Linked DNA regions of Homo sapiens: region 2 is linked to region 1. A link is a contact called in ENCODE POLR2A ChIA-PET data. All regions are on one chromosome and are shown on one strand. The core of a region is the stretch at or near the end of the contact, and the rest is flanking DNA. Distances in the headings are between cores, read along the strand shown. Region 1 has its middle 21 kb from the start of LMTK2. Region 2 holds the start of CZ1P-ASNS (CZ1P-ASNS readthrough).

Region 1 (3,328 bases), core at 617-3,116:
ATAAGGACCTTGGCCAAGGTCACATAGCTAGTAAGTGACAGAAGCAGGGTTCACACTCAGGTAGCCTGGCTCCGGCATCCTTGCTAAGTATCAGAGTCAAAACCGAATAACGTCAAAAGTGTACATTGAGGCCCGTCTCATGCCTCGGTGCCTCATGCCTGTAATCCCAGCACTTTGGGAGGCTGAGGTGGGAAGATCACTTGAGACCAAGAGTTCAAGACTGCCCTGGGCAACATAGCAAGGCCCCATCTCTACAGAAAAAAAAAAAAAAAAAAAAAATTAGCCGGCATGGCTGCGCACACCTGTAGTCCCAGCTACTCAGGAGGCTGAGGCAGGAGGATTGTGATCACTTGAGCCTAAGAGATCAAGGCTGTAGTGAGCCATGATTGAACCACTGCACTCCAGCCTAGGCAACAGAGCAAGATCCTGTCTCAACAACAACAAAGTATACGTTAAAAGCTTTTTGCGAAGATGAGGTGTGGACCAAATTGCTCCTGGATACCCCTCAGGTGAGAGACCCTGTTAAGGTTTGCTTTCTGGTGAGATCGGGGCTGGGGAGTAGGGTGAAGAGCAGAGGTGGAGAACAAGCTCTACCCTGAAGTTAATAGTTGCTGAGTAAACCTTTGTCCTTAGAGAAGATAGACTCAATACAATTACATGTATTTTAAAACAGTAATATTAAAAATTAGCTGGGCATGGTGGCACATGCCTGTGGTCCCAGCTACTCAGGAGGCTGAGGTGGGAGGATCCCTTGAGCCCCAGTGGTAGAGGCTGCAGTGAGCCACGATCACACCACTGCACTCCAGCCTGGGTGACACAGCAAGACCCTATCTTAAAAACAAAAAGAAAAAATTTAAAAAAGAAAAGAATTGTAAGTTTCTGGGGACCACGGGCTTCTCTTGCGCAGGGCACATGTTCTGCTCACATCTGCTCCTTACCAATTCTTTGACAATTATTTCAACACACACAGGAAGTGCCCGTGATGTGTCAGGTTATGTTCCAGGGAGGCACCAGGGTAAACAAGAAGATGACTTGTTAGACTTCTAGGACAAGGAGAGCCCAGGCCGCTGTGGAAAACTCTACCTGCCTCAGCCACTCTGCTGGCCACACGACTTTTGCCCCAAGCCCATAAAACCGAGGGAGTCACCTGCTGCGTCAGTTTCTACCAGGCCAGCTGGAACAGGCTGGGCGAGTTGGTGCCAGACTGGCACATGGGCAGGTAGGGCAGGGCCCGTTGTCTTCCCAGGGATTAATCAGCTCATGCAGCGTCATCCTCTGTCCCTTCCTTGGCATTGGACCAGAACGGGGACTGGAGCCTTCCAGCAAAGGGAGTCCTTGGGGAGCTCCTCCAGCAAGACCCGCCTGGGACTCTCCACCACCCCATGCAATGCCACCCTGTCTCATCCACGTATCTCAGTGAGGGGCAGCGGGAAAGAGGAATAGGGGGAGCTTTTTCTCTGTCTGTCTGATTGTAAGCCCCTACTTCAAGATACTCTAAGGAGTCGCTTCTACCTTCCCCAAATCGCTGGGGAGCAAACGCTCCATGTGACCCTATAAGGTGAGAAGTGAGGAAGTGACTCCCCTGTAACCCAGCAGTCCAGAATCCCGGGTCCAAGGTCACCCAAATCAACCATCTCATCACTGTTTGCAGTTGCTCTCTGGGTCTGCCTTTGGCTTCTTTTTGGGTTCAGAGCCCAGCAGGAAGCCAGGCCTCACCAGCAGGCCCCCACTCCCACTGCTGGGGGGCCTAGGCTGGGAGGCCCCAGGGAACTTCCTGCACCTCCCTCTGCCACACCTGCTTGTACCTGAAATTGTTTATTAGGGCGGTTCCAACAGCCACCAACAGGCTTGGCCGGAATTTGTGGTTCTTTCTGTGTAACACTCAATGGCTTTATTATTTAATAGCAGAAGGAGTTGTGGCTACTTATTTAATTGCCAAACTTTGTTAGAAATGGGGCTTTTCGCTGGGCATGGTGGCTCACGCCTGTAATCCCAGCACTTTGGGAGGCCAAGGTGGGCAGATCACGAGGTCAGGGGATCAAGACCATCCTGGCTAACACAGTGAAACATTGCCTCTACTAAAAATACAAACAATTAGCTGGGCATGGTGGTACATGCCTGTAATCCCAGCTACTCGGGAGGCTGAGGCAGGAGAATCGCTTCAACCCGGGAGGCGGAGTTTGCAGTGAGCTGAGATCGCGCCACTGCACTCCAGCCTGGACAACAGAGCGAGACTCCGTCTCAAAAACAAACAAACAAACAAAACAAACAAACAGAAATGGGGCTTTTCGCTGGGTGCGGTGGCTCATGCCTGTAATCCCAGCACTTTGGGAGGCCAAGGCAGGTGGATCACCCGAGGTCAGGAGTTCAAGACCAGCCTGTCCAACATGGTGAAACCTTGTCTCTACCAAAAATACAAAAATTAGCCGGCTGTGGTGGCGGGCATCTGTAATCCTAGCTACTTGGGAGGCTGAGGCAGGAGAATCACTTGAACCCGAGAGGTGGAGGTTGCAGTGAGCTGAGATCGCGCCACTGCACTCCAGCCTGGGTGACAGAATGAGACTCCTTCTCAAAAAAAAAAAAAAAAGAAAGAAATTGGGCTTTTCACTGCCCCTTGTACACCCAGGTTGTAATCACAACCCACAACTCATCTGCTAAGAGGGCAAGCGTGTTTGCCCTTCTCTGATTCCCCATGAATAAGCCATAAACAATTGCAGACTTGGTTCAGGATGCCTGGACAGCTGTGTGTCCCAGGTGGCTCGCAGGCATCTCCTGTGAGGTATGACATCGCTCCCCTGAATAAGTCCTCTGAGGGTGGAGCTGTGCCCATTTTACCCATGCAGGAATCAGAGTGCCTCTGTTTTCCTGTGGGTGATGCCAAGAAGACTAGGGCAGTATTTGATCATCAGCAGGAAGGATGGGCTTTTGAGGAAGCCAGCCTTCTGCTACTGACTTCATTTGGGCCTTGAGGTTATTAGTTTCTCTCTCTGCATCTATTTCCTCTTGGGGGAAATTGACCAACCCCATCTGCTCACCTAGTAACCAAGTACCCCTATTTTTCTAAGAAAAAGAGAATGAGTAATTATTTATTATTTTTTCCTCTTTTCTGTTTCCCCTGTTCCTCATTTCCTACTTAGCCCTTTAGAAATGCAATCATACCTTGACCGGGCACGATGGCTCACACCTGTAATCTCAGCACTTTGGGAGGCCGAGACAGGTGGATCACTTGAGGCCAGGAGTTTGAGGCCAGCCTTGCCAACATGGCAAGACCCCATCTCTACTAAAAATACAAAAGTTAGCCAGGCGTGGTGGCACATGCCTGTAATCC
Region 2 (2,755 bases), core at 256-2,755, 110 kb after region 1:
GGAGGCTGAGGTGGGAGGATCACTTGAGCCCAGGAGTTCCAGGCTGCAGTGAGCTATGATCTGGCCGCTGCACTCCAGCCTGGACAACAGAGCAAAGTGCTGTCTTAGAATAAAATACTTTTTAAATAAACTAAAAACAAAACAATGGGCCAGGTGTGGGTGGCTCACATCCGTAATCCCAGCACTTTGGGAGGCCAGGTGAGGCAGAATAGGGCATGAGGGTAACCAAGGGTTAAGGCAGAAACAAAAGAACAGCAGGTGCAGCCAGTTCTAGGCAAGATTAGGCAGCATGGAGGCCACGTGTTCATTCCGTCAATCAGGCGGAGAGGGGGGCGGGGGGAGGGTGACAGCTTCTGATTGACGGCGGGGGGTGGGTGGTGGTGCGCAAGTCTCCACTTCAGCCTCTGATTGGTCACAGGCCAATCCTTCAGAGGGTGTAACCAATCGGAGGCATCTAACGGGCACCTAGGGGCGTTACCTAATTCTTCCAGCTTAATAAAAATCCTGACGGGTGCTATCGAACCGTTTGCTCTATCCCGCTCCTGCTGTGTGAATTGTACTTTCGCTTCAATAAATCTGTCTCTTCCTTACTCCGGTTTTTTCTTTTGTTTCTTTTCGTTGCTTTGTTCTTTTGCTACTTTGTGCATTTTGTTCAATTCTTTGTTCAACACGCCAAGAACCTGGGCAATCCACGGTCAAGACCTTCCATCCAGTAACAGAGGCAGGAGGATCCCTTGATGCCAAGAGTTCGAGACCAGCTGGGGCAACAAAGTGAGACCCTGTCTCTACTCTCTAACTCTCTCTCTCTCTCTCTCTCTCTCTCTCTCTCTATATATATATATATATATATATATATTTTAATTATCTGGGCATGGTGGTGCATGCATGTGGTCTCAGCTACTCAGGCTGAGGTGGGAAGATCGCTTGAGCCTGGGAGTTGAGGCTGCAGTGAGCTATGATGGCACCACTGCACTCCAACCCGGGTGACAAAGCGAGATCCTGTCTCTAAATTAAATTAAAAACAATACCACCAAAACAACAACAGGTTGGGCGGTGGTGTCTCACGCCTATAATCGGAGCACTTTGGGAGGTCGAAATGGGAGACCATGTGAAGCCAGGAGTTCGAGAGCAGCCTGGGCAACACAGACCCCACCTCTACAAAAAATAAAACTGGCCTTGATGGCGCGCCCTGTAATCCTAGCTACTTGGGAGGCTGAGGCAGGGGGATGGCTTGAGTCCCAGAGGTTGAGGCTGCAGTGAGCTGAGATCCCGCCGCTACACTCCAGACTGGATGACAAACTGAGATCCTATCAAAAAACAAACAAACAAACAAACAGTGCCCCACTCAGTTTTTCCTGAAACGCGCAACCCTCGCCCGTAGCCAGGAGAAAACTCCGCGAGCCAGCAAAACACAAACTCGGCCGGGAAACAGACAACAAGGCCACCCTGGGGTGCCAGAAGAGGACGCTGCGAGGCGGGTTCTTCTTCCTGGTCGGCGGCGAGCGCTTCCGGGGTGGTGGCGAGGGAGGCGGAAGTGCGGTGTTCTAGCAGGTGGCTGCTTTCTCTGGGCTGGCTGTGGGAGGCTCCCGAGGTGGGGACCCGGCCGGGATGGCTGCAGCGGCGGCCGGGGCTGGGAGCGGGCCCTCGGCGGCCCAGGAGAAGCAGTTCCTGCCGGCGCTGCTGAGTTTCTTCATCTACAACCCGCGCTTCTGGCCGCGGGAAGGAGAGGTATGCGGAGGGGGCGGCGCGTGAGCGGGCGGCGTCGGTGCCCCCCAGGGGCGGCGGCCCTGTGGTTCTGCCCACCTCGAGCGGCACTGACCTAGCCTGCGTTGTGCCAGGTGCTGAGCCCGGGCCGGGGGCTGCGGCGGGGACCTGACAGCAGGCAGGGACCGCTTCAGGTCCTGGGTCGATGTCTGTCTATGGAATAAAGCCCCGTCAGGTCTGTATCACTCCACACCCCAGGTTCAGTCTCTTTGCGCTTTGCGTTGCGTCAGTTCTGGGAAATTAAAATTGAACTTGGCTTTGTTAAGTGGGTAGTCCCCAACTAGAAGCGTGGAAGCAGAGTGGCAGACGCTAGCCTTCAAATGATGCAAGCCTGGAGGACCCTGTAAAAGTTTTCACCCAAATGAGGAAAATTAGTTCCGGGACACGTGTGTGTGTGTGTGTGTAAGTTAGTTACGGGACACGTGTGTGTGTGTGTAAGTTCCGGGACACGTGTGTGTGTGTGTGTGTTTTCTGAGGTGGGGACGGCGACTTTCTCAAAGGATGTCCGGAGCTGTGTTTCGTTACCAGCAAGTCAGAGTTCTTTTAAAGACTGTCCAGGCTGGGCGCTGTAACTCACGCCTGTAATCCCAGCACTTTAGGAGGCCGAGATGGGAGGATTACTTGGAGCCAGGAGTTCCAGACCAGCCTGGGCAACAAAGCAAGACCCCCGACTCTACCAAAAAAAAAAAAAAAAAAAAAAAAAAAATCGAAAAATGAGCCAGGTGTGGTGGCACGCACCTGTATTTCCAGCTACTCAGGAGGCTGAGGCCAGAGGATCGCTTGTGATTGAGGCTGCAGGTGAGCTGTAATTGGGCCACTGCACTACAGCCTGGGTGACAGAGACCCCATCTCCAGAAAAAGAAAAAAAAAAAAAACTCGTCAGTTCAAATGCTTGGGAACTGGCTGGATTTAATTTTCAGGGAGCTATGTGTCTGCAGATGTGCAAACCTTTATTTCTTACAAGCATTGGTGTATTACAGATTAGCTCTAG

What was found. ChIA-PET counts read pairs that join two places held with the same protein, here RNA polymerase II (POLR2A).
Region 2: POLR2A ChIA-PET joins it to region 1 with 10 read pairs in Panc1. The contact joins the promoter of CZ1P-ASNS here to the enhancer-like site in region 1. POLR2A ChIA-PET finds 5 or more read pairs at or near these places in 4 of 52 experiments (Panc1, activated T-cell and endothelial cell of umbilical vein).

What each region holds. Positions count from the first base shown.
Region 1 is chr7:98,084,274-98,087,601 of GRCh38, reverse strand. No RefSeq gene overlaps it. Among named protein-coding and RNA genes, the nearest start is that of LMTK2, 21 kb to the left of the region's middle. Within about 2 kb of position 1,866, at least 6 of the 41 ENCODE cell types and tissues checked have a DNase peak (open chromatin) inside an H3K27ac peak, as active enhancers do.
Region 2 is chr7:97,971,108-97,973,862 of GRCh38, reverse strand. CZ1P-ASNS (CZ1P-ASNS readthrough) reads left to right here and starts at 1,505. Exons shown (of 19, transcript NR_147989.1): 1 at 1,505-1,728. It also overlaps the pseudogene CCZ1P-OR7E38P and the pseudogene CCZ1P1. RefSeq lists a silencer at 1,600-1,909.